Linked DNA regions of Homo sapiens: regions 1 and 2 are each linked to region 3. A link is a loop called in an ENCODE intact Hi-C map of the cell type or tissue named here. Cell type or tissue: PC-9. All regions are shown on one strand. Links, peaks and the distances in the headings refer to the core of each region. The heading gives the core; the rest is flanking DNA. Region 1 overlaps METTL8 (methyltransferase 8, tRNA N3-cytidine). Region 2 overlaps CYBRD1 (cytochrome b reductase 1). Region 3 overlaps LOC105373737 (a long non-coding RNA gene).

Region 1 (11,245 bases), core at 2,947-7,946, 75 kb before region 3:
ATGTAAAAGAACAGAAATTATAACAAACAGTCGCTCAGACCACAGTGCAATCAAACTAGAACTCAGGATTAAGAAACTCACCCAAACCACCCAACTACACGGAAACTGCACAAGCTGCTCCTGAGTGACTACTGGGTACATAATGAAATGAAGGCAGAAATAAAGATGTTCTTTGAAACCAATGAGAACAAAGATACAACATACCAGAATCTCTGGGACACATTTAAAGCAGTGTGTAGAGGGAAATTTATAGCACTAAAGGCCCACAAGAGAAAGCAGGAAAGATCTAAAATTGACACCCTAACATCACAATTAAAAGAACTAGAGAAGCAAGAGCAAACACATTCAAAAGCTAGCAGAAGGCAAGAAATAACTAAGATCAGAGCAGAACTGAAGGAGATAGAGACACAAAAAACCCTTCAAAAAATCAATGAATCCAGGAGCTGGTTTTTTGAAAAGATCAACAAAATTGATAGACCGCTAGCAAGACTAATAAAGAAGAAAAGAGAGAAGAATCAAACAGATGCAATAAAAAATGATAAAGGGGATATCACCACTGATCCCACAGAAATACAAACTACCATCAGAGTATACTGTAAACACCTCTATGCAAATAAACTAGAAAATCTAGAAGAAATGGATAAATTCCTGGACACTTATACCCTCTCAAGACTAAACCAGGAAGAAGTTGAATCCCTGAATAGACCAATAACAGGTTCTGAAATTGAGGCAATAATTAAGAGCCTACCAACCAAAAAAAGTCCAGGACCAGATGGATTCACAGCCGAATTCTACCAGAGGTACAAGGAGGAGCTGGTACCATTCCTTCTGAAACTATTCCAATCAATAGAAAAAGAGGGAATCCTCCCTAACTCATTTTATGAGGCCAGCATCATCCTGATACCAAAGCCTGGCAGAGACACAACAAAAAAAGAGAATTTTAGACCAATATCCCTGATCCCTGATGAACATTGATGTGAAAATCCTAAATAAAATACTGGCAAACTGAATCCAGGAGCACATCAAAAAGCTTATCCACCATGACCAAATGGGCTTCATCCCTGGGATGCAAGGCTGGTTCAACATACACAAATCCATAAACGTAATCCAACATATTAACAGAAGGAAAGATAAAAACCACATGATTATCTCAATGGATGCAGAAAAGGCCTTCAACAAAATTCAACAGCCCTTCTTGCTAAAACAACTCTCAATAAATTAGGTATTGATGGGACATATCTCAAAATAATAAGAGCTATTTATGACAAACTCACAGTCAATATCATACGTACGGGCAGAAACTGGAAGCATTCCCTTTGAAAACTGGCACAAAACAGGGATGTCCTCTCTCACCACTCTTACTCAACATAGTGTTGGAAGTTCTGGCCAGGGCAATCAGGCAAGAGAAAGAAAGGGAATTCAATTAGGAAAAGAGAAAGTCAAATTTTCCCTATTTGCAGATGACATGATTGTATATTTAGAAAACCCCATTGTCTCAGCCCAAAATCTCCTTAAGCTGATAAGCAACATCAGCAAAGTCTCAGGATACAAAATCAATGTGCAAAAATCACAAGCATTCCTATACACCAATAACAGACAAACAGAGAGCCAAATCATGAGTGAACTCCCATTCACAATTGCTTCAAAGAGAATAAAATACCTAGGAATCCAAATTACAAGGGATGTGAAGGACCTCTTCAAGGAGAACTACCAACCACTGCTCAACAAAATAAAAGAGGACACAAACAAATGGAAGAACATTCCATGCTCATGGATAGGAAGAATCAATAGCATGAAAATGGCCATACTGCCCAAGGTAATTTATAGATTCAATGCCATCCCCATCAAGCTGCCAATGACTTTCTTCACAGAATTGGAAAAAACTACTTGAAAGTTCATATGGAAACAAAAAAGAGCCCACATTGCCAAGTCAATCCTAAGCAAAAAGAGCAAACCTGGAGGCATCACGCTACCTGACTTCAAACTATACTACAAGCCTACAGTAACCAAAACAGCATGGTACTGGTACCAAAACAGAGATATAGACCAATGGAACAGAACAGAGCCCTCAGAAATAATACCACACATCTATAACCATCTGATCTTTGACAAACCTGACAAAAACAAGAAATGGGGAAAGGATTCCCTATTTAATAAATGGTGCTGGGAAAACTGGCTAGCCATATTAGAAAGCTGGAACTGGATCCCTTCCTTATACCTTATACAAAAATTAATTCAAGATGGATTAAAGACTTAAATGTTAGTCCTAAAACCATAAAAACCCTAGAAGAAAACCTAGGCAATACCATTCAGGACATAGGCATGGGCAAGGACTTCATGTCTAAAACACCAAAAGCAATGACAACAAAAGCCAAAGTTGACAAATGTGATCTAATTAAACTAAAGAGCTTCTGCACAGCAAAAGAAACTACCATCAGAGTGAACAGGCAACCTACAGAATGGGAGAAAATTTTTGCAATCTACCCATCTGACAAAGGGCTAATATCCAGAATCTGTGAAGAACTTAAACAAATTTACAAGAAAAAATCAAACAACCCCATCAAAAAGTGGGCAAAGGATATGAATAGACACTTCTCAAAAGAAGACATTTATGTAGCCAACAGACATATGAAAAAATGCTCATCATCACTGGCCGTCAGGGAAATGCAAATCAAAACCACAATGAGATACCATCTCACACCAGTTAGAATGGCAATCATTAAAAAGTCAGGAAACAGCAGGTGCTGGAGAGGATGTGGAGAAATAGGAACACTTTTAAACTGTCGGTGGGACTGTAAACTAGTTCAACCATTGTGGAAGATAGTGTGGCGATTCCTCAAGGATCTAGAACTAGAAATATCATTTGACCCAGTCATCCCATTACTGGGTATATACCCAAAGGATTATAAATCATGCTGCTATAAAGACACATGCACACGTATGTTTATTGTGGCACTATTCACAGTAGCAAAGACTTAGAACCAACCCAAATGTCCATCAGTGATAGACTGGATGAAGAAAATGTGGCACATATACACCGTGGAATACTATGCAGCTATAAAAAAGGATGAGTTCATGTCCTTTGTAGGGACGTGGATGAAGCTGGAAACCATCATTCTGAGCAAACTGTCGCGAGGACAGAAAAGCAAACACCACATATTCTCACTCATAGGTGGGAATTGAACAATGGGAACACTTGGACACAGGATGGGGAACATCACACACTGGGGCCTATTGTGGGGTGGCGGGAGTGGGGAGGGATAGCATTAGGAGATATACCTAATGTAAATGACGAGTTAATGGGTGCAGCACACCAACATGGCACAAGTATACATGTGTAACAAACTTGCATGTTGTGCACATGTACCTTAGAACTTAAAGTATAACAATAATAAAAGAAAAGACAAATATTTAGGTTGATGGATATACCAGTTACACTGATTAGAAGGTATTAAATTATCACATGTACTCTGAAAATATTTATATCTATTATATATCAATAAAAATAAATAAATGTTTTATAAACCTGACAATGACAGGCATTGACAAGGCTTTGGAGAAATTGGAGCCCTTGTGTATTGTTGGTAAGATTGTAAAATGGTGTGGCTACTATGGAAAACAGTATGGAAGTTCCTAAAAAAATAAAAAATAGAACTGCCATATGACCCAGCAATCCCACCTCTGGGTTATATGCAAAAGATTTGAAAGCAAAGTCTCAAAGAGACATTTGCACACCTATGTTCATAGCAGCACTATTCACAATAGGCAAAAGGTGGAAGTACCCTAAAATGCCCATCATCAGATGAATGGTTAAAACAAATGTGGTATATACATAAAATGGAATCGTGTTCTGGCTTAAAAAGGAAAGAAATCCTGTCACATACTACAACATGGATGGACCTTGAGGACGTGATGCTAAGTGAAATAAGCCACCACAAAAAGACAGATACTGTATGATTCCACTTATTTGAGACATCTAAAGTAGTCAGATTCATAGAACGAAAAATGGTGGTTGCCAAGGGCTCGGGAAATGGGGGAAATATTAAGAAAATTTAGGACAATTGCCTCTTAATCCTACTGTTCTAACATAATTGTTTTTAGCTCATCATTTAGAACTTTTACCCAATGTGTATATAATTTTAAGCAGTTGTAATTATAATACATATATAATTTGGGGATCTACTTTTTTAACCTCATGTTATTTCATAAAAGGGGGAGTTGTCATTTAATTGGTATGTAGTTAATAGTTTAGCAAGATAAAAACATCCTGGAGGTCTGTTTCACAACAATATGAATATACTCAACAGTACTGAACTATACATTTTAAAATAGTTAAGATGTTAAATTTTACATTATGTGGTTTGTAATCACAATTTTTTTAAAAAGCACACTACAAACAAAAGAACTTGGCCTGCATCATCCTCATTGCACAGCTGGGAACCCACAGACACTTTACCCAACTCTTATATTCTCTCTATAGGACTTTCTGCCTTATTTTTCTTAAAATGATTTCTCCCTTAGAACATGTTGGTTCTTTTTTTTTCTTTTTAAAAATAGTTTATAAAATAGACACAGAAATTTATACAACTCATCAATGAATTCTCGCATAGTTCAATGAATTTTCACGAAGTTAACACACCTATGTAAACATCAACCATATCAAGAAACAGAATATTACTATTAATCCAGAAGCTTCCATGTGCTTCTTCCCAATTACAGTACTCCCCCTGATCCCTGACCCCACTAATCCCACAAATAGTGGCCCATAAGAGCCACTATTCTGGCTTCTAATACAATAGATTAGTTTTGCCAGAACAACTTGGTTCTGGTTATCATTTTTTGGTCACTCTTGTGGCAACATCAGTGTAACCGTTAGATGAAGCAAGGGTCAGCAAACTAGTCTATGGTCGAAATCCAGCCTGCTGCCTGTTTTTGTGAATAAAGTTTATTGGAACACAGACACACTCATTTGTTGACATACTGTCTATGGTCACTTTTGAGCTATAGTCACAGTGTTGAGTAGTTGCAACAAAGACTGCTGCAGCTGGCCCACAGAGACTAAAATACTATCTGGCCCATTACAGAAAAAGGTTTCCAACCCCTGAGATTGAATTTTGTTTCTAGATTGATCAGCTGTCCTGGAACTCCCCAGGGAAAGATGTTAGCATTCCTCTGTGTAAACCAAGTATAAGGAAGATCACTAATCCCACTGGTAGTTAACTATTGTTCTGGTGACTTTAGTCTACAAATTGAGGCCAAAGTTTGAAGCAACAGTAGTTGGGGAGCCTAAGCTAATGAGACTGCCCTCATTAGCTGCCCTTACCTAGTGAAGAGGGCAGTGCCTACCTATCTTATCTTCTGGTATCACTTGCTATTCCGTAGAGCCAGTTCTCCATCCTCCTCCTAAGCTCCTTATTGTATCCTGGAGAGTGGACAGAAATGAAGAGCACCTGATCCACAATGACATCATTCTATTTTTATGAGCTTCAACCACGAAGTCTTTGAGGGGAATATGGCCAGAGAGTATTAGGGTTGGATTCGAGGGTGCATACCAGTGGCAGTACTGCTTACAAATCAGCCAATATTGCATTCCTTTGCAGGAACTCTGTCACACTGTTTCTGAAGAAGTATAACTGTGCTTCTTTGCCAGCAGCTGCACAGACATATTTTCCACATTACTCAAGCTTCTGCTGGTGGCCACCTGGATGTGACAGACAGAGTCAAGCCTAAACTGAATTAAAAGTTGTCAGCCATCTTAATTCATTTCCAGGAAGTTAAAAATTATCCACAATATATTTCCTGATAATATGAAAAACCAAGGATTTTTTTGCCCTATTTTGAATATTTCCATTTAGAACATAAATAGATGAGCAGTGCTGATAGTGTTCCCTTAAAGTCGTTTGTATGTGGCTGCCTATTTTGTCCTATTTATGTTAACAATGAACTTGGTGAAGCTAATGAGAAGGTTATTTTAGGGCCTTGGAAACCGCAGTAAAGGAAAATGACAGTTCCCATAGAACCGTACGTAGTGTGACTGAAATAGAAAGGTGGTGACTGGCCTCTCTCTGTAGAAGCAGGAAAGGCAGGCAGGAGAGGGTTGATGATACCACTTTGAAGCATTTGATTTGCTTATTAGTATGTCCAGTCTCTTTCTGTGCAAGTTTTCTGACTGCTGCAGAGACACAGAACAAAAAATTCCATTTCAAAATGACTCAAAGAGATAAAGGCTTCTGCTAGGTCCCTTCTGCATCCCCTCTGTAACACTTCAGTGTGATGGGCTTTATACCTGTCAGGGGACCACTGCAGGGAGAAGGAACACATTATGGGGGTGACCATCTTATCACACGTAAGCAAGGGCACACAGAGCAATAACTGAGGCTACCCGGAGGGTGGTAAAGGAAGAATACTTTTGTTCTGAGGAACCATGTTGAGTGGCAGGACGTTACAGTGAGAGCCATCCAGCGCAATTTCTGTAGGGATCACAGACGTGCCAGTCTGCAGCACCCTGGGTGAGGCTTCAGGTTTGATATTTAATGTCTCTGATGAATATGGGTCAAGGTAAATAGATTGTTTAAAAGCTCTACTTTCAAACACTGAGACCCCAGAGGAAGCAGTGACCTGGCTCTTCGGCAAGTGCCTCTGTGAACCACCATCTTTTCTTATCTAGGAGAGTCCTAAATCTTTGAAAGAGCCAGTGTTCTCCCATCACAGAGTATTCTATATGCAGATTATTATACAGCAGGAGCACTGTTTACTGATCTTATCTCACTTTATTTTAATGCAACTGGGAGGAAGTACTGGTTGTTCTCCCATGCTGGCCAACTCTCTGGCACATTTCTTTTGGTCTCTGTGTGTCTCAGGCTCTCCTGTCACTCCCATTTCCCATTTCTCACATATTGTCTCAGCTGTTGGTGAGAACTGAAGTCAGGAAACACTCTCACAATCTGAAAGTAAGAAATTATGCATCACAAATAATAGTCTTGCTGCAGGATGGTTGACATTTCATTTTTGTGATTAAAATGTATATGGCATCTGGGACCGGATGTGGTGGCTCACACCTGTAATCCCAACACTTTGGGAGGCCAAGGTGGAAGGATCTCTTGAGCCCAGGAATTTGAGACCAGCCTGAGCAACAGTCAGACCCCATCTCTACAAAAAATTTAAAAGTTAACCAGGCGTGGTTGTGCGTGCTTGTAGTCCTAGCTACTTGGGAGGCTGAGATGGGAGGATCACTTGAGCCCAGGAGGTCAAGGCTGCACTGAGCTGTGATTGCACCACTGCACTCCAGGCTGGGCACAGAGTAAGCCCCTGTCTCAAAAAACAAAAACAAAAACAAAAAAACTATAGATCCAGGCCCTCATTTCTTTCAATAAGATTGCCCAGATTAATGATTTTTAATTCCACATTTCCTTTTTGTAATTTATTTTCAATTTTACTATAGCTCAAATTTATTTTAAAAGCAAGTTAATTCAGAGAAATGAAAGATACATTTGGCAATTTTTGAGTTAACATAATTATATTTTATAATTTCCTAAAAAACATCTCCAGTGTGTCATATCTCAGTTATTTAGCAAATGTAATGAGTCTTTTAAATGGAATAACAAAAGCAGCTGCTATTTTTACTTTAAAATATCCTGTAATTAACTATCTACCTATGGAAAGTTATCTATGTCAAGCAAAAGAATGAGTCTCACTATACTTTACTTTGTGAATACCTTACCATTGAGAAAATGTTCTATGTGAAAAAAATATATAGAGAGAGTAGCTAAAAGTTTTATGCTTATAAATTTAGGTTATTTGTTTATAAGTTGGCTTTGCTTGTTTAAAATTTTATGCAGTGCTCTTAGAAACATACTTTTAATTTCATAGTTTTTAAGAGTTTTCTTTTATTAGACAATGAATTTTCTCACTGATGTGTGGAAATTTCCAACTTTGAGAGCTCAGGTATTTGCGTAATTGATGTGCAAAAATAACTTTAAATTGCTTTTTATTACATGGAAACTTAGAATAAATTTTCATAATTCATATTAATCATATTATATATGTCATACATAAATGGTTTAATTCAATTTCTTAGTTGTGATGTTGAGTGTGATTCAGAATGAATTCTGAATATTTAAGGATGGTTAGCGTGCATATTCCTTCTTTCCCTCAGCAATATTGAATTTAATAAGTGAATAATTGAGAAGTTGCTTCATTGGGCTGTAGTTAAACAGATCGCTACATCCCTCTTACTGCCACTGGCATAAAGCAGTTAACTCTGAATCACCAACCTAGGAAAGAAAAAAAATTTTCCTCCAAGAAAAATTTGTCATTAATACACCTGTTTAGAAAGTCAGTTAAACAAGATGAAGACAGGGCAGATTTCTCCACGCTATATTATTTTATCATTCCTGACCTGCCTTACCAGCAGCTTGATACTGAATTTTTTACTCATGGTCAGAGCAGTAATTCCTCCAATTCCCCTGTTAACACAGATACTCTTGCAGTTCAGGAAATTAAATCATACACTGAAGGTGTTTGTTGTCTCATAATCATAATTATGATGATTGACCAAGCTGTGGGGTCTCAGAAGCTCTCACACATTACTGGGAACTATGGAGTTGCCAGCATTGATTGGAGAAGCTGCTGAAAGCCAAATTCCAGACACTGGTGCTGCTTCTCTGTTTTGTTTCTGTCCCACAAACCCATATATTCTCATAGAGCATTTAATGTTCCTATTGCTCATCATTTCATCATATAACTGCATGGTTTATATTTCTTATAATTTAAAGTATGCAGTTTAATTAATTATGTATTTCTGATCTGTCTTAATGAAGGGTAACTCCAATCAGCATTATTTTTACAATGTAGTTACACTGATTGTAAGCCACACTGAGGTTTTAATTTCAACTTGATACTTCATAATTGAGAAGAAAGTATGAATCAGAAAAGCAGAGATGATTTTCAGGGGGTTCATATTGACTTTGTGTTCGGGAGGCAGTGTAGTGTAATGGGTGAGAGCGTGGGCTTTAGAGTTTAGCAGACTTAGGCTAGGTCTTGACTCTGTTCTTTCTGGCTGGGTGACCTTGGGGAAATTCTTTATTTCCTCTGACATTGAATTTCTTTCTCTGCAAATTGGAATAATAAAATCTATCTGAGAGATACTGCTAGGATTAAATGGGGGAAAAATCCAAGTAAAGCATTTGACATAGTGCGTAGCCCATAATAAACACGTAATATGTGTTATTCTTGTCATTTTTAATGCTACTATTATTGGTATAATTTATGTAATTATCTGATTTCTTTTCTCCTAATTCCTGAGTGGGAAATAGTTGGAAAAGGCTTGAAAATAGGTATATTAGCAAACCCTGACTATTGCCTTCTAATATTACATAGGCTAGAGTTGAATTTAGATGCTTGACATGTTTGGTTTCTGAACCAGATTGCAGTCACGTCACTACAGATTCATTTTCTCTTTAAATTGTAAAAATTAAAACAGTAGTACAGACTCATGTTTAAAACGGCAATCTGATCCAAGATTTTGTAGTCTGTAGAACTGATAATGTTTAATGTTCTCCATAAATTCATGGCGCTTAATAGGAAAGTACACAGAATTTTTAGAGCTTAAACAGACTTTAGAGATACTACTCTAATTCAAACCTTTCATCAAATGAGGAAATTCTGTAGGCAATTTGAATGAAGAATTCAGCTAAGATTCTTTAATCTTTGTGTAAGAAGTAGATACAGCTTTGCAAAAGAAAGAGCTACCTAATAATGATTAAATTGTTATCATTGCTTCAAATTTTCAACTTATTGTTATGAATGACTATAAAATAAATTTTAGAGCTGCCATCAATGTATATACTATTCTGTGTATTTTCTCTTAATATTATTTTCCTTTATTATTTTATTTTTTATATTTATTTATTTATTTATTTATTGAGATGGAGTTTCACTCCTGTTGCCCAGGCTGGAGTGCAATGGCACGATCGCAGCTCACCGCAACCTCCGCCTCCCGGGTTCAAGCAATTCTCCTGCCTCAGCCTCCTGAGTAGCTGGGATTACAGGCATGTACCACCACACCCGGCTAATTTTGTAGTTTTAGTAGAGATGGGGTTTCTCCATGTTGGTCAGGCCGGTCTCGAGCTCCTGACCTCAGGTGATCTGCCCTCCCTGGCCTCCCAAAGTGCCGGTATTGTAGGCATGAGCCATCATGCCCCGCTTATTATCTTTTATTTTTAAATTGCTACATAAGGTTACCCTGTTTGAACTGCATGGTTTGCTTGCTCATTCCCATGTTGTTGGGCATTTGAGTTTTCCCCACTTTTTCCTAATATAAATAGAACTGCTATACACACATTTTTTTTTTAAGTAGAGACAGGGTCTTGCTTTGTTGTCCAGGCTCATCTTGAATTCCTAGCCTCAAGTGGTCCTCCTGCCTGGGCCTTCCAATGTTGGGATTACAGGCATGAGCCACCTCGCCTGGCCGCTATGCACATCTTTTATTAGGTTACTCCCCTGTACTTCCCCCACCCCACTTAATTCCTAGAGGAATATTCCCACAAATTAATCAAGATATAGTAGTATTACAGTACATTCTAGTTACTGGTAATTGGGCTCAAACACACTTCACAAGTAGCTTGATATTGTAAACTCAAATACTAGAGATTTCACTAAATATAAGTCTTCTTAGATGGCTGCTTTTTGTTAGGCAGAAAATCTTTTACCTGCATGGAATGAGTTACAAAGAGAGTTTTTTTTTTTTAAGGTAAAGGAAGAAGAGAAAGCTTGAGAAGACCCTGGAGAAATTTGACTCTTTTATAATTTCTCCTGAGTCTGATTTTCAGAGTGTCATTTTGTTTTCTTACATAGTATATCAGGCACACTCCAATTTTTAAAAGTGGAGATACACCAAAATTATTGAAAAAGAAGGAAAATAGAGATAGAAATATTTAAAAGACAAATATATAGTTTCAGATCAACCATAAATAGGTTTCTTTCCATTAGTGCAGAGGTGAGTATGTTTTGGACTTAATATCACATAATTCTTTTGTTACAAAGATCCACTTTCATTTCTCAGACCTTAAATACAGATGGGAGTTTCAGTCTTTATAGCATTCCTGCTGCCAGATACAATTCAGCCTTGATGGGAAGGAAGTCTTGTGGCCAGATGGGTGGAGATCCACGGTACAAGGCCATAAAGATAAAATTGGAAAGAAGAAAATTATAAGGGCCTCAGGACAGGGTTCTGTAACAAAGATGA
Region 2 (7,714 bases), core at 2,715-7,714, 260 kb before region 3:
CCTCTGATCCAAATGAGCCCATACAATTATGGTTTGAGAGTCCCTGGGTCTCTCTCAGAGTTTTTCTATCTCGTTTTGTTTCTGGCTTGAGTTAGGGCACCTACTTCCAACCTCTCTCCTCCATCACTTTGTCTCATCCTTGGTTCCCACCAGCTCTAAGTTTTAGCTTATAAAATGTCTTATTTTTATTTATTCATTCATCTATTTTGAGACAGGGTCTCACTCTGTCACCCAGGCTGGAGTGTAGTGGCGCAATCTTGGCTCACTGCAACTTCTGCCTCCTGGGCTCAAGCCATCCTCCCATCTCAGCCTCCACTGTAACTGGGATTACAGGTGTGTGCCACTACACCCAGCTAACAGCTTATAAAATTTTATGTTGCTGAAAATCTTAACATCTGTTAAATCTGGGTCGTGGGTACTTAGGGATCTATTATGTTTTTTCTTATGGTTGAAAGAGCTCATTCCAGTTTTAAAGTTAAAACAATATTTCCATAAGCCTGCAAACCCACTAGCCAATTAGTCTTACCTACTCAATAGGTGGCTCGCAGAGATTTGAGGGGCTCTCACAGAAGTGAGGCAGGTGACCTCTAGCACATGGAGTTTTCACAGCATCTATCCTGGCTACATAGAGGCTCTGCTGCAAAGCTCAATATGCTTCAAAATGCTCTCTGGATAAATGAAGGATAAATGCAAAATGTTGCATTTGCATAAGCTGTTTACATGCTTTTTAAAATGTATAAGTAACTGAAATATGGTGGACTTTGGGAGAAAAGGGCAATCTTAACAAACCAAGCCATATTTCCTAAACAAGAATCTATTCTCAACAGTTATAAAAACTGCCTGGAGAGCGGAATTTAAATATTTCTTGCTTCTTTGGCTTGGCACTTACCTAGACACCATTCCTGAGGTTCAATGAGAAGGAAGAAAAAGGTCCCCTAAGCCCACAAGAAGGGGAAATGGTATAAAACAGCTACTTGTGACGGAAACAAGGCTTTGCTGTTAGAGGCTGTAGTTGGCATTCCATTTCTCCCAGAAAATGAGGGGAAATACAAACATTATAGATGAGAAATACACTTTAAATCCTTTAAAAGAAAAGATATTGATGGTGGAACATGCTAGCATGACAAACTTAAAAAGAAAGAAAGGGAGGGAGGAAGAAGTGAATACCTGTGTATAATTATCTTAAGACAATGAAGAGAAAAATACAGTAACTTGAATTTGGGTTTAATTATTAGAAAATGTCGGCTGGGTGTGGTGGCTCACGCCTGTAATCCCAGAACTTTGGGAGGCCAAGACAGGCGGATCTCTTAAGGTCGGGATTTCAAGACCATCCTGGCCAATGTGGTGAAACCCTGTCTCTATAAAAAAATAGAAAAATTAGCCGGGCATGGTGGCTCACACCTGTAGTCCCAGTGAGCCACTGCACTCCAACCTGGGCAACAGAGCTGGAGTTTCTGTCTCAAAAAAAAAAAAAAAAAGAAAGAAAGAAAGAAAAGAAAAGAAAATGTCTCAGCTCCTTGTTGCATAACCAAAACTTGGGAATATGTGAAAATGTATACTCTCTAAAATGTAATCTCTGGTTTGACACCAGCTTTCCATCCATATACCATTACAAAACTATTTATATACACAAGTTTGTCTTAGAGCAGGCAATGCAAATTTAGAATCTGTCAAAGTGTGTGTGGTAGGGGAAGAGTGCTTAGAGGGAGAGAAATGTCCCCAAACATGGAAAACATTTTGACTCTAGTTCTTCTGTGTTTAAATCTTGTGATTCATGAAGGCGGGAACATGTCTATCTTGTTCACTGTCACATCCCAGTATTTAGCATAGAGCTTGGCATATAGTAGGAATTCAGTAAGTATGTTTTTGTTTTTGTTTTCTGAGACAGAGTCTCTCTCTTTGCACCCAGGCTAGAGTGCAGTGGCGGGATCTCGGCTCACTGCAACCTCGGATTCCCGGGTTCAAGCAATTCTCATGCCTCAGCCTCCAGAGTAGCTGGGATTACAGACCAGCACTACCATGCCCGGCTAATTTTTGTATTTTTAGTAGAGATAGAGTATCACCATGTTGGCCAGGCTCGTCTCGAACTCCTGACCTCAAGTGATCTGCCCACCTTGGCCTCCCAAAGTGCTGGGATTACAGGCGTGAGCCACCATGCCCGGCCCAAATAATTCTAAATAAAGCACAGGAATAATTGCTAATAAAGCACAGTAGTTCATTCAGTATTGCCAGCAAATGAGCAAATCCTCTTTTACTTTTTTTAAAATTTATTTTTTTAATTTAGAGACTTGACAATTAAAAATTGCATATATTTGTGCTATACAACATGTTTCCATACACACACACACACACACACACACACACACACACACATCGTGAAATGGTTAAATCAAGCTAATTAACATATCCATCACCTCACATACTTATTTTTTAGTCTTCTTTTTTTTTGAGACAGAGTCTCACTATGTCGCCCAAGCTGGAGTGCAGTGGCATGATCTTGGCTCACTGCAACCTCTGCTTCCTGGGCTCAAGATATTCTCCTGCCTCAGCCTCCCAAATAGCTGGGATTACAGGTGCACACCACCATGCCCGGCTAATTTTTGTATTTTTTTGTAGAGACAGGGTTTTGCCGTGATGTTCAGGCTGGTCTCCAGCTCCTGGGCTCAAGTGATTCTCCTGCCTCAGCCTCCCAAAGTGCTAGAATTACAGGCATAAGCCACCATGCCAGGCCCATAAAATGCACAAATCAAAAAACTCAAGAAAAATTGTACTGCTGATGCAAGTATTAGCTAATAGAAGACCAAATGGCCCTTTCAAATAAGTAAAAAGCATTCTGCACTTGGACCCACTTAACAACTTGAAGTGAATTCAAAAATAAAATAAGAGTAAGTTATTGAGTTTGAAGTACACTGGAATTTTAAAACACTTATGAATTCTACTTAAACATGGTGTGCTCATTACACTTCCCTTCCCTCTTTGAATAAAGTATTATTTCACTCTCCTTGGCAGAATGCTCAGAACAGGATTATCAGTCTCCACAACTCATTTCCCTCTGCACGCAAGAGCTTACCAGATTCTATCCAAAGGACCTTAAGTTTAAATGAAAAAGCAGAGAATCTTCTTTAAATAAACTTCTTGAAAAGATTCCTGCAGTGGCTGTCAAAGAGAATCAGAGCTTTGAAACATGTCTGTGCATTCAAACTGTCTCACAGCACGAATGTCATGAAACTGAAAATCTCTGGAAAGTCAAAATGAAGGAAGTGATTCAGATGATTTGGAAGATATTTTTAGCCCTAGAAACATCTCTGAGTGATTAAAATCCTCGCAAAGGCAGCTACTTGGTACCAAATACATGTAGAAAAAGAAAAAAATTCAATTAATTGACTACACATTTAAAAATATTCAGAAATTGTGTGTTTTCAGAAAGATCAGCTATATTTTCTTGTGCCTCATATCAATATTATGACAGGTTAGAAAGAGTACTGGCTTTGATACTACCTGGTTGTCTGACCCTGGCCAGACATTTGGTCTCTAAAATGAAGGGTAGAACTTAAGGTCCCAGCCAGCTCTAAATATTTAAGGATCAATATAACCTACATTTCTAAACAAAACAACAAAAAACCCCATCATAATTTGAGCTGGGACGGTGCGGTGGTTCACAACTGTAATCCCAGCACTTTGAGAGGGGTGGAAGAATCACTTGGGCCCGGGAGGTCGAGGCTGCAGTGAGTCATGATTTCGCCACTACACTCCAGCCTGGCTGACAGAGCAAGACCCTGTATCAAAACAAACAAGCAAAAAGAAAGAAACCATAACTCGTGTCCAACCAAATTAAATGGGAACAGCTTGCAGACCGAGCTGTATCTTACTTGTTTTACACAGTGTCTGGTACACAGTAAGTACTTAATAAATATGTTAATTAAATGGATAGGATAATATGAAGAAATTGAATGAACAACAACAAAAACTTAGAAAAGTACAGCCAAAGTCTGTATAGTCATTTCAAAGCTTGTTTTGACCTTTTAAGGAAGTCTCTATATAAAGAAAAAAGTTATAACAAAGATTTCTAGTCTTTCTTTTTTTTTTTTTTTTTTGAGACAGGGTCTTGTTCTGTCCCCAGGCTGGAGTGCAGTGGCATGGTCATGGCTCACTGCAGCCTCAACCTCCCAGGCTCAAGTGATCTTCCAGCCTCAGCCTCCTGAGTAGCTGGGACTTACCAACACACACCAGCACGCCTGGCTAATTTTTGTATTTTTTTTTGTAGAGATGGGGTTTCACCATGTTGCCCAGGCTTGTCTCCCTACTTGGCTTCCCAAAGTCCTGGGATTACAGGCATGAGCCACTGTGCCTGGCCCTCTATCTTTCTTAAAAAGGAAGAATGTTCTACCTTTTAAGGGAAAAATTTAAAACCTTGCAAAGTCAAGTCAGAAAACCCTAGCAGGAGTCACCTGTAAACTGGAAGCTATGGACTGGAATTTGGTCCAAAGATGTTGTTTTGTTTGATCAGCCCAATGTTTTGGAGGTTTTGTTTTTGTGGCTGGTTTACTTTTTGTTTGAACCAATTTTTTAAAAACCTGGATTCTCTCGGGAGAATGAGAAGCCCTGGCAACCTTGAACTGGCATCCTCACGTAGCCACGATCCACTGGGGCTAAGTGGAAGCTTCCTGTTTTGCCAGGAGTGAGCACTCTCTAGTTCCCTACAGTTCCCACCTCTCACACAAGTGTACACCTATACTCTGCTGCATGAGGATTTGACCTTTAATTAACTGCCTTAGTAAACAGATAAGTGGTTTGTCACCAGTTATTAGGCAACGCTGGTTATAATAAAAACTGACCCAATTGGTAAACTGTGTCTGGACTGAGAGAAACAATGAAAAATCTGTAAATACCTGATGACGATGCCAATACTTTGGGCTTCCCAGAGTGCAGTGATAACTGTTATAGCCTATATTAATCCCCTAGAGCTACCATAACAAATTACCAGAAATCTAGTAACTTAAAACAACATATTTATTATCTCTCAGTTCTGGAGGCCAGAAATTAAAAATCAAGGTGTTATAATAGCAGGATGGTCCTGAGGGAGAAGCCATGCCATACCCTCTTCGGCCTCTAGGGGAGCCAACAATTCTCCATTTTCCTTGGCTTGTGGCCACATCACTCCAATCTCTGCCTGTCTTCACATAGCCTTCTTCTCTGTGTGTCTTTGTCTCAAATCTCCTTCTCCTTTCTCTTATAAGGGCACCAATCATAGGATTTAGAGCCCAGTCTAAATCCAGGGTGACCTCATCTTGAGATCCATAGTTAACATCTGCAAAGATCCTATTTCCAAGTAAGGTCACATTCATGGATACCTGGGATTAGGATTTAGACATACCTTTTTGGGGGGCACTGTTCAACCCACTACCTATCCCTTGCAGGGATCATAGAAGTAGGTATACAGAGTACTACAAAAGACAGTGGTTCCTATGGGGCAAGGGGACTTTAAGCTCTGATCTCACCAGTGCAGATCTCATCTCCTGGTGCCTGAGCTGTTACCTGAGGAAAGGATAGCTTACTGAGGGCTATGATGACTGCTGCTGCAAGGATGCCCACTGCCACTGCCCAGCCACTGTCCTGCCAGCAAGCTCTGACTTCTGTCCTACATCCTTCTGAGTAGACTGGTGTTCAGTATGGTCTTAATAGTCTCTCATGTCTTTTTTTTTTTTTTTTTTTTTTTTGAGACAGAGTTTCACTCTTGTTGCCCAGGCTGGAGTGCAATGGCATGATCTCAGCTCACCGCAACCTCTGTCTCCTGGGTTCAAGCGATTCTCCTGCCTCAGCCTCCTGGGTAGCTGGGATTACAGGTATGCACCACCCTGCCCGGCTAATTTTGTATTTTTAGTAGAGATGGGGTTTCTCCATGTTGGTCAGGCTGGTCTCGAACTCCCGACCTCAGGTGATCCACCTGCCTTGGCCTCCCAAAGTGCTGGGATTACAGGCATGAGCCACCGCCCCTGGCAGCAGTTTCTCGTGTCTGAATGTTTAGTTGAATCCAGAAAGACACCCTGGTGGGTGCTGTATACTAAATCTACTTCACCTATTTACTTTGTACTCCAATCCTTGTTGGTGTGACCCTCTGGTTTAAAGAACTGGCCAAACTTCCATCAATTTAGTAAATATTCATTGAATGTTTATTATGTGTTGGGTAATGCTATGGATACAGCATTGAAGAAAACAGACAAAATCCCTTCCTTCTGGGAGTTTATATTCTAGTAGGAGAAGACAGACAATAAATTAATAGTCAGTGATCAGAATTTAGATAATACTGTATTTTGAATTCAGAGTCTATAAGATTTTCTAGTGAAATGGCTGAGAAGTATGGAAGAGAAGAATCACAGATGACTGCATAATTTCGTCCTGAACGACTACAAGGATAAAGTTGCCATTTACTGAGATGGTGGAACCTATGGGAGGAGTTGGTTTTGCAGGCATGAGGAAGATCAAGAGCTGAGATTTGGACATGCCTATCTGATATTCAAGTAGAGAGTTTGAGTAGGCAAACAGATATTTGGATTTGGAGTTCAGGGAAGAGTCTGGGCTGAATATACAAATTTGAGAGGGTTCAGTGTATAGATAGTACTTAAAGCGAAGAAGAGACTGGATAAGATTGACCACCAAAGAAGTGAGTGTAGAAAAAAAGAAGTGGTCAGAAGACTGAGGCTTGAGCACTCTAACCTGCCGTCATCAGGAAGATGAGGAAGAACCAGCAAAGGAGACTGAGGATGGGGCAGCCAGGAAAGAGAGAAGAGCCATGAGAATCAGGTGTCCTGGAAGCCACCCAACTTACCAGGTGAAGAAAGAGAAGCCAAGTAAAGAAAGTGTCCCGGCCAGACGTGGTGGCTCACACTTCTAATCCCAGCACTTTGGGAGGCTGAGGCGGGTAGATCACCTGAGGTCGGGAGTTCAAGACCAGCCTGACCAACGTGGAGAAACCCCATCTCTACTAAAAATACAAAATTAGCTGGGCATCGTGGTGCATACCTGTAATCCCAGCTACTCTGGAGGCTGAGGCAGGAGAATCGCTTGAACCCGGGAGGCAGAGTTTGCGGTGAGCTCAAATCACACCATTGCACTCCAGCCTGGGCAACAAGAGCAAAACTCCATCTCAAAAAAAATAAAATAAAATAAAGTGCCCCAAGGAGGAGTGAGGGGTCAATTATGTCAAATGCTGCCTTCCACTCAAACACTATTAGGACTGAGAATTGACCAATGGAATTAGTGACATGGTAGTCATTAGCTACCATATTAAGCACAATTTTGGTGGAGCAGGAGATGAAAACCTAATTGGAACCGGCTCGAGAAAGAACAGGAAGAAAGGAACTAGAAACTGCAGGTATGGACAAAAATTTCAAAAGTTCATAGTAAGGCAAGCAGAGAACTGAGGCAGTAGCTGAGGGATATACAGGGTCAAGAGTGATTTTGTTTTGTTTTGCTTTGTTTTGTTTTCGAAGATGATAGAAATTATAACATGTTGGAAATAAGCCAGTTGGGGGAGAAACTTAATGATGCAGAAAAAGGAGGGAGAACTGGGATGAAGGGAAGAGGAGGTACAGATTGTACTTAAGCAGCAACATTCTCATCAGCTAGAGGCCTCAGAATAAAGATGCGTTTCCAGTGCAATATGATGTCCATTCTTCCTGGAGGTTGACTAAGCCAGTGCTTTTAAACTGGCTGA
Region 3 (11,245 bases), core at 3,168-8,167:
ATGAGCTTAAATTTTTATTTAAGCTACCCAGTCTGTGGTATTTTGTTATGGTAGCCCTAGCAAATTAGTATACTCTGTCTTGGGACTTCAATTACATATATATTAGGCTACTTAAACTTATTCCACTGCTTATTGAAACTGTTTTTTTTTTTAGACTTTTTTTCTCCCTCTGTTTCATTGAGAACTTTCTTTCTTTTTTTTTTAGTTTCCTTCAAGAAAAGATTTATTGCATATTATTAGTGATTATGTTTTACAGCAAAATTAAATATATATGCGTTTCACAAACACAAAATGGGAATCAAGGCATCTATCAAATTTAAATGTTGAACCAAGTCTTAGTTTTCAGAATTCAGTAGCCAGTCATGGTTCTGCACCAGGGCCACCAGTCCATGATTTCCAGTTGTTGAGGATCTTTTCAGTAATTGGAACAAAATCTTCCTTATCTGTGACAATTGTTTCCACATAAAACCCTTTTGGGGGTTCAGATAGTTCACTGGGTACTTCACTTGTTGAGCCATCCTTTTGCTGTACTTCATCACCTGACAACTTCGCCATTTTCTGGCCAAAGTAAACCATTGAGCCCACCAGAGACCGGGTGCCAATCCCATAGATCACCAACTGATCCCATAGACCACCAACATCCACTGGTACCGGGCCGTGAACTGGTTTTGATACATGGGTACACTGGCGAGGGCCTCGATTCTCACAGGCCCACGGTGGAGGCAGCTCCTTGTGAACTTTCTATTGCTGTGTCTTCAAAATCCATAATTTTTTCTTCTGCATTGTTTAATCTACCATTATTTCCATGCAATGGCACTTACATTCCCATCCAATGGCACAATACATCCAGTGTATTTTCATCTCAGATGTATTTTTATCTCTAGAAGTTTGGTTTGGGTATCTAAAGTTTTTTTAAAATGTTTGTGGGTACATAGTAGGTATATATATATTTATGGGATACATGAGATATTTTAGTACAGACAGGCAATGCATAATACTCACAGCAGGGTAAATGGGGTATTTATGACCTAAAGCATTTATCCTTTGTGTTACAAACAATTCAATTATATTCTTTTAGTTATTTTTAAATGTACAATAAATTATTGTTGACTGTAGTCACCCTGTTGTGCTATCAAATACTAGATCTTATTCATTCTAACTATATTTTTGTACCCATTAACCATGCCCACACTCCACCCCGCCTCTGACTACCATTCCAGCCTCTGTTAACCAACCTTCTATTCTCTATCTCAATGAGTTCAATTGTTTTAATTTTTAGTTTCCACAAATCAGTGAGATTATGTGAAGTTTGTCTTTCTGTGCCTGGATTATTTCACTTAACATAATGATCTCCAGTTCCATCCATGTTTTTGCAAATGACAGGATCTTATTCTTTATTCATGGCTGTATAATACTTCATCATGTATATGTACCACATTTTCATTACCCATTTGTCTGTTAATGGACACTTAGGTTGCTTAGGGAATCTAAATTTTTTATTAATATATTTTATTTTTTAGAATAGTTCTAGTTTACAAAAAACTGAGAAGAGGCTGGGCGTGGTGGCTCAGCCTGTAATCCCAGCATTTTGGGGGGCTGAGGCGGGCGGATCACCTGAGGTCAGAAGTTCGAGGCCAGCCTGACCAACATGGAGAAACCCTGTCTCTACTAAAAATACAAAATTAGACAGGTGTGGTGGCACAGGCCTGTAATCCCAGCTACTCAAGAGGCTGAGGCAGGAGAATTGCTTGAACTCAGGAGGCCGAGATTGCGGTGAGCTGAGATCACGCCATTGCACGCCAGCCTGTTCAACAAGAGCGAAACTCCATCTCAAAAAAAAAAAAAAAAAACTGAGAAGATAGTTGTTGTGAACTGACTCATGTCCTCTCAAAATTTATATGTTGAGGCCCTAGCTTCCAAAGTGACTGTATTTGGAGACAGGACTTTTAGGGAGGTAATTAAGGTTAAATGAGGTCAGAAGGGTGAGACCCTAATCCAATAAGACTGATGTCCTTATTTTAAAAAAGAGAAAAGACACCCCTCTGTCACTCTCCCTCTCTACAAGTGTAGGGAAGAGGCCATGTGATGACGCAGCAAGAGGTAGCTGCCTACAAGCCAGGAGGAGAGTCCTCAACAGAAACCAGCCCTGATAACTCCTTGATCTTGGACTTCTTGCCTCCAGAACTTAAAGAAAATAAATTTCTGTTGTTAAAGCCACCCAGACTGTGGTGGCTTTTACGGGCAGTCTGAGCTGATTAATGCAGTGCACAGGCTGGGCACAGTGGCTCACACCTGTAATCCCAGCACTTTGGGAGGCTGAGGTGGGAGGATCATTTGAGGCCAGGAGTTCGAGACCAGCCTGGGAAACATAGGGAGATCCCATCTCTGCAAAAAGTAAAAATAAATTAGCCGGGCATGATGGCACGTGCCTGTGGTCCCAACTACTCAGGAGGCTGAGGTGGGAGGATTGCTTGAGCTCAGGAGGTTGAGGCTGCTGTGAGCTGTGATCATGCCACTGCACTCTAGCTGGGTGACAGCAAGACCCTGTCTCAAAATAAATAAATACAGTGTACAAATATATCTGTTCAAACTATACTTTCAATTCTTTGAGGTATATACCAGAAGTAGAATTGCTAGTAGTTCTATGTTTAATTTTTGGAGTGACTGCCATACTGTTTTACATGTGATTAATTGTTAATAATAATAAAAACAAGGCAGCAGTATGTTGTTTAAAAAATCATAAAACTAGAATTTTAGCCATGCCTTTGCTACCAGCTCACTTCACTATGTGACCCTGACAAAATATTAAATCTCTTGGGGCCTCAGTGTCCTCATGTGATACAAGAGTTGTGCCGAATGATTTCATGGTCACGTCAGTGCCAGTGTTTCTTGATTCTATGATTCTAGGTGCTAGGACACCTGGGATCCCTAGTTGTGCATATTTGACAATACTACTACTTTTTAAGTTGCCTGCTATTAAGGGCTGAGACAGGGTAAGGTCCCTAGTGGGCTGAATTGAGTGTGTGGTGATCTCCAGAATGGCCAAAGGCAAAAGGCGCATCGAAGATTGGGACAATAAGGGTAATGTCAGTCATCAAAACTAAGGGTCAGGAGCAAGGGCTTTGTATAGGAGCCAGGGATCCCAGGAAGAGGTCAGGCTAGAGGTTGCCAAGCTAGACTGCAGAGCTGAGTGGTGACTGGCTTCCTTATGTTGGCCATAGGTGGTGCTGGACCCCAGAGTTCTGTTAGACTTCTCTGTGTCTCAGTCTCCCTTGCTGTAAAACAGTGCTATTAATTGCTATTTTTCTACCAGTTAGGCTAGAGATAAATGGAAATACAAACTTTGGAAAGAGCTAGACCTTAATTTTTTTTTTCTCAAATAAAAAACTAAATGTTAAATTTATTTAAGTTGGAGTAAAAATAAAAATTGGTGAATTTGAGTAAGAGTATATGGGAGTTCTTTGCACTATTCTTGCAGCTTTTCTGTAAGCTTAAAATTACATAATTGGATTCATGTGGACATAAAGATGGGACCAATAGACACTGGAGACTCCAAAAGGAGGAAAGGCGAGCAAGGCTGAAAACCTTCCTATTGGGGACTATGTTCACTATCTGGGTAATGGGACCAATAGAAAGAAGCCCAAACCCCAGCCCCATATGACATACTCTTGTAACAAATCTACACATGGACCCCCCTGAATCTAAAATAAAAATGAAAATGTAAAGATAAAATTACATCAAAACTTTAAGTTCCCAAGGAAAAGAGGAAAAACTTATTTAAGAAGGAGAGCGAGGCCAGGTGCAGTGGCTCACGCCTATCATCCCAACATTTTGAGAGGCCTAGGCAGGAGGCTCACTTGAGCCCAGGAGTTAAAGACCAGCCTGGGCAACGTAGTGAGACCTTGTCTTTACTAAAAAAAAAAAAAAAAATTTAGCTGGGCGTGGTGCCACACACCTGTAGTCCCAGTTACTCAGGAGCTGAGGCAGGAGGATAGCTTGAGCCCAGGAGTTCGAGGCTGCAGTGAGCGGTAATTGTGCAACTGCACTCTAGCCTGGGTGACAGAATGAGACCCTGTCTCAAAAAAATAAAAAAGAAAAGAAAAGAAATTTACCCACAGTTTCTTTAGAGTTGATTTTGGCCCAGCATGGTAGTGTGTGTCTATAGTCTCACCTACTCTGGAGGCTTAGGCAGGAGGATCATTTGAGCCCAGGAGTTTGAGGCTCCAGTGTACTATGGTCATAACTGTGAATAACCCCACTGCAGGCCAGCCTGGGCAACATAGGGAGATCCGTCTCTAAAAACAAACAAACAAAAAAAGGATTGATTTTGTATGCATAGATGAACTGCTTCCAAGGCAAAACATCCAAATCATATTAAAATGTCTTTTAACATTGACCCTGAAAGTACATCCAAATACCAATGTATTCGTATCAACAACTCTAATTTGTCATTAAAAATTCAAGCAGCAACACTTCCAGATTTATCAGCTGATGATAAACACTTTCATTGTACACTTAAATATTGTGAATTTTATTATGTCAATTGTAATCAATAATTTTTTTAAAAAGGAAAACTTTAAAAATAAGTCATTCCTTTTTATTGCCACACTATTTTTATCCCAGTGGATATCTGGTGTTAGGATCGCAGTAACTGCCATTGGTAATAAATAATAAACAGCATCAATTGATGAATGTTGAACATGGGACACTTGGAATGACCTAAATTCCCACCTTCTCTCTTTTGTCAGTATAAATTAAAAATAAGAGAGAGCAGGTGGTTAACATAATGGAATTTGCTTCACCAGGAGGCTGCTGTGGTGAATTATTTGATCTGAAATAAAAAGGTGATAACGATGGGGATCATTTGAGATCAGATGTATCAACTCTCCTTTTTATTCTAGAGCAAATATTAGAGGGTTGAATGATTCTCAAGCTGTAGATATTTCTCAGGTCTATTTTTAAGCTCAAACTGGCTCTTTCCCAGAAAGAAGAGAAACAAAAATCTACTGGCAGTAAAGCCTTTACCTTTTTTCATTGAATTTTCTGAGGGGATTTAAAAAAAAAATCTTCTAAAAATCCAGGACAGATGGAGCATTATGAAGAACACTGCAAAACAGAATACTTTCAGGGAGTACTTAGAAGAAAATAAAATGTTCAAAAAGACCTTGTCTTCAAAAAAAAAAAAAGAAAAAAATCGGTTGACTAAAGACAAAGTATCTGATGTAGTAAAACATTTGCCCCATCTAGGCGCGGTGGCTCACGCCTGTAATCCCAGCACTTTGGGAGGCCGAGGCAGGTGGATCACAAGGTCAGGAGATGGAGACCATCCTGGCTAACACGGTGCAACCCCGTCTCTACTAAAAAAAGTACAAAAAATTAGCCAGGCGTGGTGGCGGGCGCTTGTAGTTGCAGCTACTTGGGAGGCTGAGGCAAGAGAACGGCTTGAACCCGGGAGGTGGAGCTTGCAGTGAGCCGAGATTGCGCCATTGCACTCTAGCCTGGGAGACAGAGCGAGACTCTGTCTCAAAAAAAAAAAAAAAAAAAAAAAAAATTTGCCTTTCTTTGAAGGAACTGAAAACAATGAAACCCAGTCACATTAAATTGTTCTCAAAGTTGGTGTATCAGGCACCAGTCCAAAGGATTTCCACCCGAAAAGTTGGTAGAATTCTTTTTAGCAATAAGATAGTTGAATGATTTGGGTAATGTTGCAGAGAACTGGTAAAAATGTTGCTCATTAACATTCATTCTCTCTTTTTCCTAACTCTAAAACTATTCTTTAGCTATCAGAAAAGTTAAATTTAATACAGTGTAAACTCTCCAAGGGGAAAGGAATAGCAGAAAAATTCCAGATGTCTCAGCCCTGTTGTGTGCTCACAGAGGTTGCACAATTTCCACTTGTAGATGGGTGAAAAGGTGTTAGAATCAGTTACCTGGCTCTTTGTAACATGTAAAGAATGTGAGGTGGCCTATGCCAGCCTGGAGGGAGAGTGAGAAGGGCTCTGAATGTTGACATTACTTCCCAGTTCACCATGACTCATTCATCTGACTTGCTACCAAACCATTGGGAATGAGCCAGTATAAGGGAACATGTTACAGCAGCCAGTGAAATAGACCAAAAAACTGTCAGTCCCAGGAAAGTACTGGAGAGGAGAATTGCAAGTGTGGTGGCGAATCTTTGCCAAACAGATACAGTTGATTTTTTTTTTTTTCCTTAAAAAGTCACACTTGACAAATCCTTCCTGAGTTTCAAGGGGAAAAGACACATAAACTTCCGTTTTGCTATCAATAAAGGTAGCAGGATATAAAAGGCTTAAATACCATCTTAAGAATAAAACATAGAGGCAACATGGCAAGCTATAGCAAGAAAAGAAAAAATAAAATAAACGAAGAAAAAGAAGTGCAGTGAAAAACAACAAAAGAAAAATCTTCCTTGAAGGGAAACTGGGAGCACATTTCCTTGGCTGAAGATCCAGTGTGAATAAAAGGGGGAGAAAATAACATCTTGATAAGACCAAATGAAATGGCAAACCAACCTTTAGTATTAATGAGCTTGTCAAGAGATCTTTAGATGGGTGATTTGGAGTGCTGGCATTTTGACACCTGAGGCTGTTTACTAAGCTTAAAGGAATTGGCAAAAGTCTCAAAATGCTTTCAAAATCACTTCATTGTGATTCTCTTTAGATGAGCAAAATCAAATAGATGCCTATAGCTCATAGATGCCTATAGCTCATAGATGAGGGGGTATGAAAAAGCATGAATGTGTTGTTGTAACAAATCCAAAGTGTTTGTAAACCATTGTCTGTGTCTTTGAATGTTTGGAATTGCAGGATGATTGCAGAAAGGATGACCTACAAGTGGATGGTCAGATCTGGCTGCAAATGGATGTCTGAAAGAAAACGGGGATCCTAGGAAACCCATCACAGCCCTCTATGAGCTTCAGAAACCAGCAAGGTTAATTATGTCATTGCCTCTAAGTGAATGCAGGTGACATTGTTTTGATAATTTGATGAACATGCCTCCTCCAGGAACAGTGTGATCCAAGATGCCAGGTCCATTTCAGGGCCTGAATCAGATGTCCGGAATCTCAAAAAGACTGGGAATTAGAACTGGGTTCTCAAGGGGAAGGACTTCTTAAGGGAAATTTTTTTCTTGGCTAAAGAGACACTCAGGAGGAAATGTCTTTTCTTTTGCTGCCATTGAATGACTAGATCATCTATCTATCTCTCTCTCTGTCTATCTATCTATCTATCTATCTATCTATCTATCTATCTATCTATCTATTGTTATATTCAAAAAATATTTTCTCAGCATCTACTGTATGCCAGGGATTATGGTAGGTGCCGGGGATAAAATTAGTTAATAAGACCCGCACGGAGTTTACATTCTAATGAGAGAGTCCCAAATAAACAAGTACGCAGATAAATATTATACTTACAGATTCTGAAGAGTTCTGAAGAAAAAAAAGAGGGTGATGAAGAGTGAATAAAAAGGTGACTAAATTGAGTAAAGGTCCCTTTAGTCAGAGTGGTCAGGCCATGAGAGGCAAGTCTTGAGTGAGAAAAAGCTAGGCCTATGGATGAAAAGCAGTGACAAGGAAGGAAAGAGTATTTCAGTTAAAGGGAACAGCAAGTACAAACCTATGAAGTAGAAAAGAAGAGGCATGCTCTACAGTGGTTGAGTCAAGGGAAGAGTGATAGTAGATGAGGTTGCAGGGACAAGAAATTAAGATTTTATTCTGAGTGCATTGGGAAATCATTAGTGGCTTTTAAGGCAGAGAATAAGGTTAGTCATATTTTAGTAAGATCACTTTGGCTGTTACATGAAAAATGTATTGGAGGAGGACAAATACGGAAGCAGTAAGACCAGTTAGTTGGTACCAGGTGATAGTGACTTGTGCTGTTTATCCCATTAATACGGTTTGGATCTGTGTTCCCACCCAAATCTTGTGTTGAATTGTAATCCCCAGTGTCAGAGGTGGGGCCTTGTGGGAGGTGATTGGATCATGGGGGTGGTCTTTCATGAATGGGTTAGCACCATATCCTGGCGAGGCTCTCCTGACACTGAGTGAGTTCTCATGAGTTCTACTTGTTTAAAACTGTGTGGCACCTTACCCGCCCCTCCCACCCCACCCCCAGCACTTCATCCTGCTCTGGCCATGTGAAGCTCTTCACTCGCCTTTTGCCTTCTGCCATGACTGGAAGCTTTCCGAGCCCTCCCCTGAAGCAAATGTTGCCATGCTTCCTGTATAGCCTGTGGAACCATAAGCCAATCAAACCTGTTTTCTTTATAAATTACCCAGTCTCAGGTACAGGTATTTCTTTATAGTAGTGTGAGAACAGACTAATATACCCACCGAGAGGGAATCTCTACACCTCCTTCTCTTGACTCTGGGCATGCGTGTGGCTGCTTCTACCAATAGAGTAGCAGTGGAACCAACCCCGGGACATCCACATTTAGATCATAAAAGGACATGGGAAGCCTCTGTCTTGTCTGCTAGGACATTGCATGGTCTATCACATAAGAAGTCCATCTCAGGCTAGGCTCTGTGGCTTACACCTGTAATCCCAAACTTTGGGAGGCTGAAGTGGGCAGATCACTTGAGGCCAGGAGTTTTTTTTGTTTTTTTTTTTTTTTTTTGAGACAGAGTTTCACGCTTGTTGCCCAGGCTGGAATGCAATGGTATGGTCTCAGCTCACTGCAACCTCTGCCTCCCAGGTTCAAGTGATTATCTTGCCTCAGCCTCCTGAGTAGCTGGGATTATAGGCACACACCACCACACCGGGCTAATTTTTGTATTTTTAGTAGAGATGGGGTTTCACCATGTTGGCCAGGCTGGTCTTGAACTCCTGACCTCAGGTGATCCACCCACCTCGGCCTTCCAAGTGCTGGGATTACAGGCATGAGCCACCGCTCCCAGCCCGAGGTCGGGAGTTCTAGACCAGCCTGGCCAACATGGTGAAACTCTCTCTCAACTATAAACACAAAAATCAGCTGGACATGGTGGAACGTGCCTGTAATCCCAGCTACTGGGGAGGCTGAGGCAGGAGAATTGCTTGAACCCGCAAAGCAGAGGTTGCAGTGAGCCAAGATCTTGCCAATGTATTCAGCCTGAGGCAACAGAGCGATACTCCGTCTTAAAAAAAAAAAATAAGTCCACCTCAGCTGGGGACGGTGGCTCACACCTGTAGTCCCAGCTACTAGGAAGTCGGAGGAGGGAGGATCACTTGAGCCCAGGAGTTCAAAGCTGCAGGAGCCATAATCACACCTCTGCATTCCCATTCTAGCCTGGGCAACAGAGTGAGACCTCATATAAATAAAAATAAGGAAGCCCACCTATCCTGAGACTGCCCCGCTATGAAGGAATCCAAGTCACATGAAGTGTAAATGTTCCATTCAGCAGTCCCAGCTAAGGTCCCGGTCAGCAGCCAGCATTGACCACCAGATGTGTGAATGAAGAGGCCTTCAGATGATTGCAGCCCCTATTGTTAAGGCAACCCCAACCTCCGAGTCTTCCCAGCAGAGGATTCAGCTACTATGGAGTCAAGATAAGTCATTCCCACTGTACCCTGTCTGGGGTCCTGACACATGAAGATTGGAAGTGGTTTGTCACATAGCAATAGTAACTGAAACACTGGGAGAGGGACGTCTTTAAGAGGAGAAATTAAGTTCCCAATGAGATTTTAAAGATGTACTAATGAAACAATCAAGTAGAGATATCAAGTAGTTAGTTGGACATGTGAGCGTAAGCAGACTTCTTGGCTGGAGATATACTAATGGCAAACAGCATATGGATGTCATTTAATTTCCCAGGCCTGGGTGAGATCACCTACAGCAGGAGGTGGACAGAGAAGAGGAGCTGGTTCAAGACCTCATTCTGAGGAAGCCCAGTATTTAGAGGTAGGGAAGAGAAGGAAGAGCCAGAAAAGGGAATTGAGACAGAGTGCCCAGGGAGGCAAGAAAAAAAAAACACCCAAGAGAATGGTTTGTCACAAAAGCTGAGAGAGAACATTATTTCCAGAACAAAGAGAGCGGTCAACTTTGTGGGAAACTATTGAGAGTCAAAAAAGATAAGAGAAAAATGGTCATTAGATTTGGCAACAAAGAGATCACTTGAGACCTTGAAAAGAACAATTTCAGTGGGAGTGGATGGGGCAGACACATAATGGGGGTTTTGATCTCTCAGGGAAAGAAGAGCAGTCTATTATTTCAGAAAAAGTTGGATCAGCCATGCCATATGCAGCTAGCTTAAGTGCTACTGAAACGACACAATTTACCTGCTTAGACAAACAGCATAATGTAGCAAACAGCATAAATTTTTAGCATTAGACAGAACTGGGTTGAAATTCTACAGACAAATTACTTAAACTCATTATGGTTCAGTTTGTTTATCTGTAAACTGCAGAGGAAAAAACCACTTTTCTTCTATTCTCCTAGGTTCTACAGTTAGGAACCTAGAAATTGAACTGACAAAAGACAGGTTAACAAGAGAAAAACAGAGCTTATGAATGTGTGCAATGCACATGCATTTGGGAGAAACTCAGTGATGAGTGTAACTTGCAGGAGTAGTTGTTATGTAGCATCGTAACAAAGATGCTACATAAAAACTACTCAGTGATGAGTAGTTTGCAGGAGTAGTTGTTATGTAGCATCGTAACGAAGAATGGTGTATTTGTAGAGATGTGGCAAAACGAAGGAAAAGGGGTTTAAGCTTTTGGAGTGACAAATTGTGGGGAGGTAAATATGTGGAGAGAAACTAATGGAAAATAGGAGTTATTTTATTAGGGTTTACTATGTAGGTACCTTTTGGTGCTATCTCTGGGCTAGAGTTATCTCCTCGTCTCTAGTGATTATGAGTCTAAGAGTTTCCTCTTCCTGGTATGCGAGAGAGAGAGAGAGAGAGAGAGACGCCTTTGCAAATGTATTTTTTTTTATTAAAAAAATTGTTAATTGCAGAGATGGGTGTCTCGCTATATTGCCCAGACTGGTCTCAAACTCCTGGCCTCAAGTGAGTCTTCTGCTTCGGCCTCCCAAAATGCTGGGATTACAGGTGTGAGCCGCCAAACCTGGCACAAATGGAAATTTACGTCCTACTTTTAGGCAAGTAGGGAGGAGGGCAGAGATACTTCTTGGCATGTGCTGCTTCTCAACTGTTTTCAGCTCAAAATAATCCTTATGCAAAAGTTCATATTTTGGGGTGGCATATTCTAATCACCCCCCCAAAATAAGAATAATACTTTTTCATAGG

What was found. A loop is a pair of places that touch in the nucleus more often than their neighbours do. Peaks named below come from ENCODE experiments on the same cell type or tissue, not always from the same donor. Only the 100,000 strongest peaks of a DNase experiment are listed, where the experiment ranks them.
Region 1: a loop joins it to region 3, with 10 times the contacts of the local background. A loop is called at or near these places in 1 of 110 quality-filtered maps.
Region 2: a loop joins it to region 3, with 3 times the contacts of the local background. A loop is called at or near these places in 1 of 110 quality-filtered maps.

The regions. Positions count from the first base shown.
Region 1 is chr2:171,342,118-171,353,362 of GRCh38, reverse strand. The region is part of intron 3 of METTL8 (methyltransferase 8, tRNA N3-cytidine); the gene reads left to right. Among named protein-coding and RNA genes, the nearest start is that of METTL8, 86 kb to the left of the region's middle. RefSeq lists an enhancer at 6,067-6,116. In PC-9, for the core only: no CTCF peak of the experiment used is centred there; DNase peaks (open chromatin) are centred at 5,582 and 6,762; H3K27ac peaks cover 1,564 bases.
Region 2 is chr2:171,527,535-171,535,248 of GRCh38, reverse strand. The region is part of intron 1 of CYBRD1 (cytochrome b reductase 1); the gene reads right to left. Among named protein-coding and RNA genes, the nearest start is that of CYBRD1, 8.9 kb to the right of the region's middle. In PC-9, for the core only: CTCF peaks have their summits at 4,910 and 5,113; no DNase peak of the experiment used is centred there.
Region 3 is chr2:171,266,925-171,278,169 of GRCh38, reverse strand. It overlaps LOC105373737 (a long non-coding RNA gene), which reads left to right. Exons shown (of 3, transcript XR_923573.3): 2 at 6,828-6,951; 3 at 9,398-11,245. It also overlaps the pseudogene LOC124906093. Among named protein-coding and RNA genes, the nearest start is that of TLK1, 110 kb to the right of the region's middle. In PC-9, for the core only: no CTCF peak of the experiment used is centred there; DNase peaks (open chromatin) are centred at 5,969 and 6,599; H3K4me3 peaks cover 1,635 bases; H3K27ac peaks cover 3,846 bases.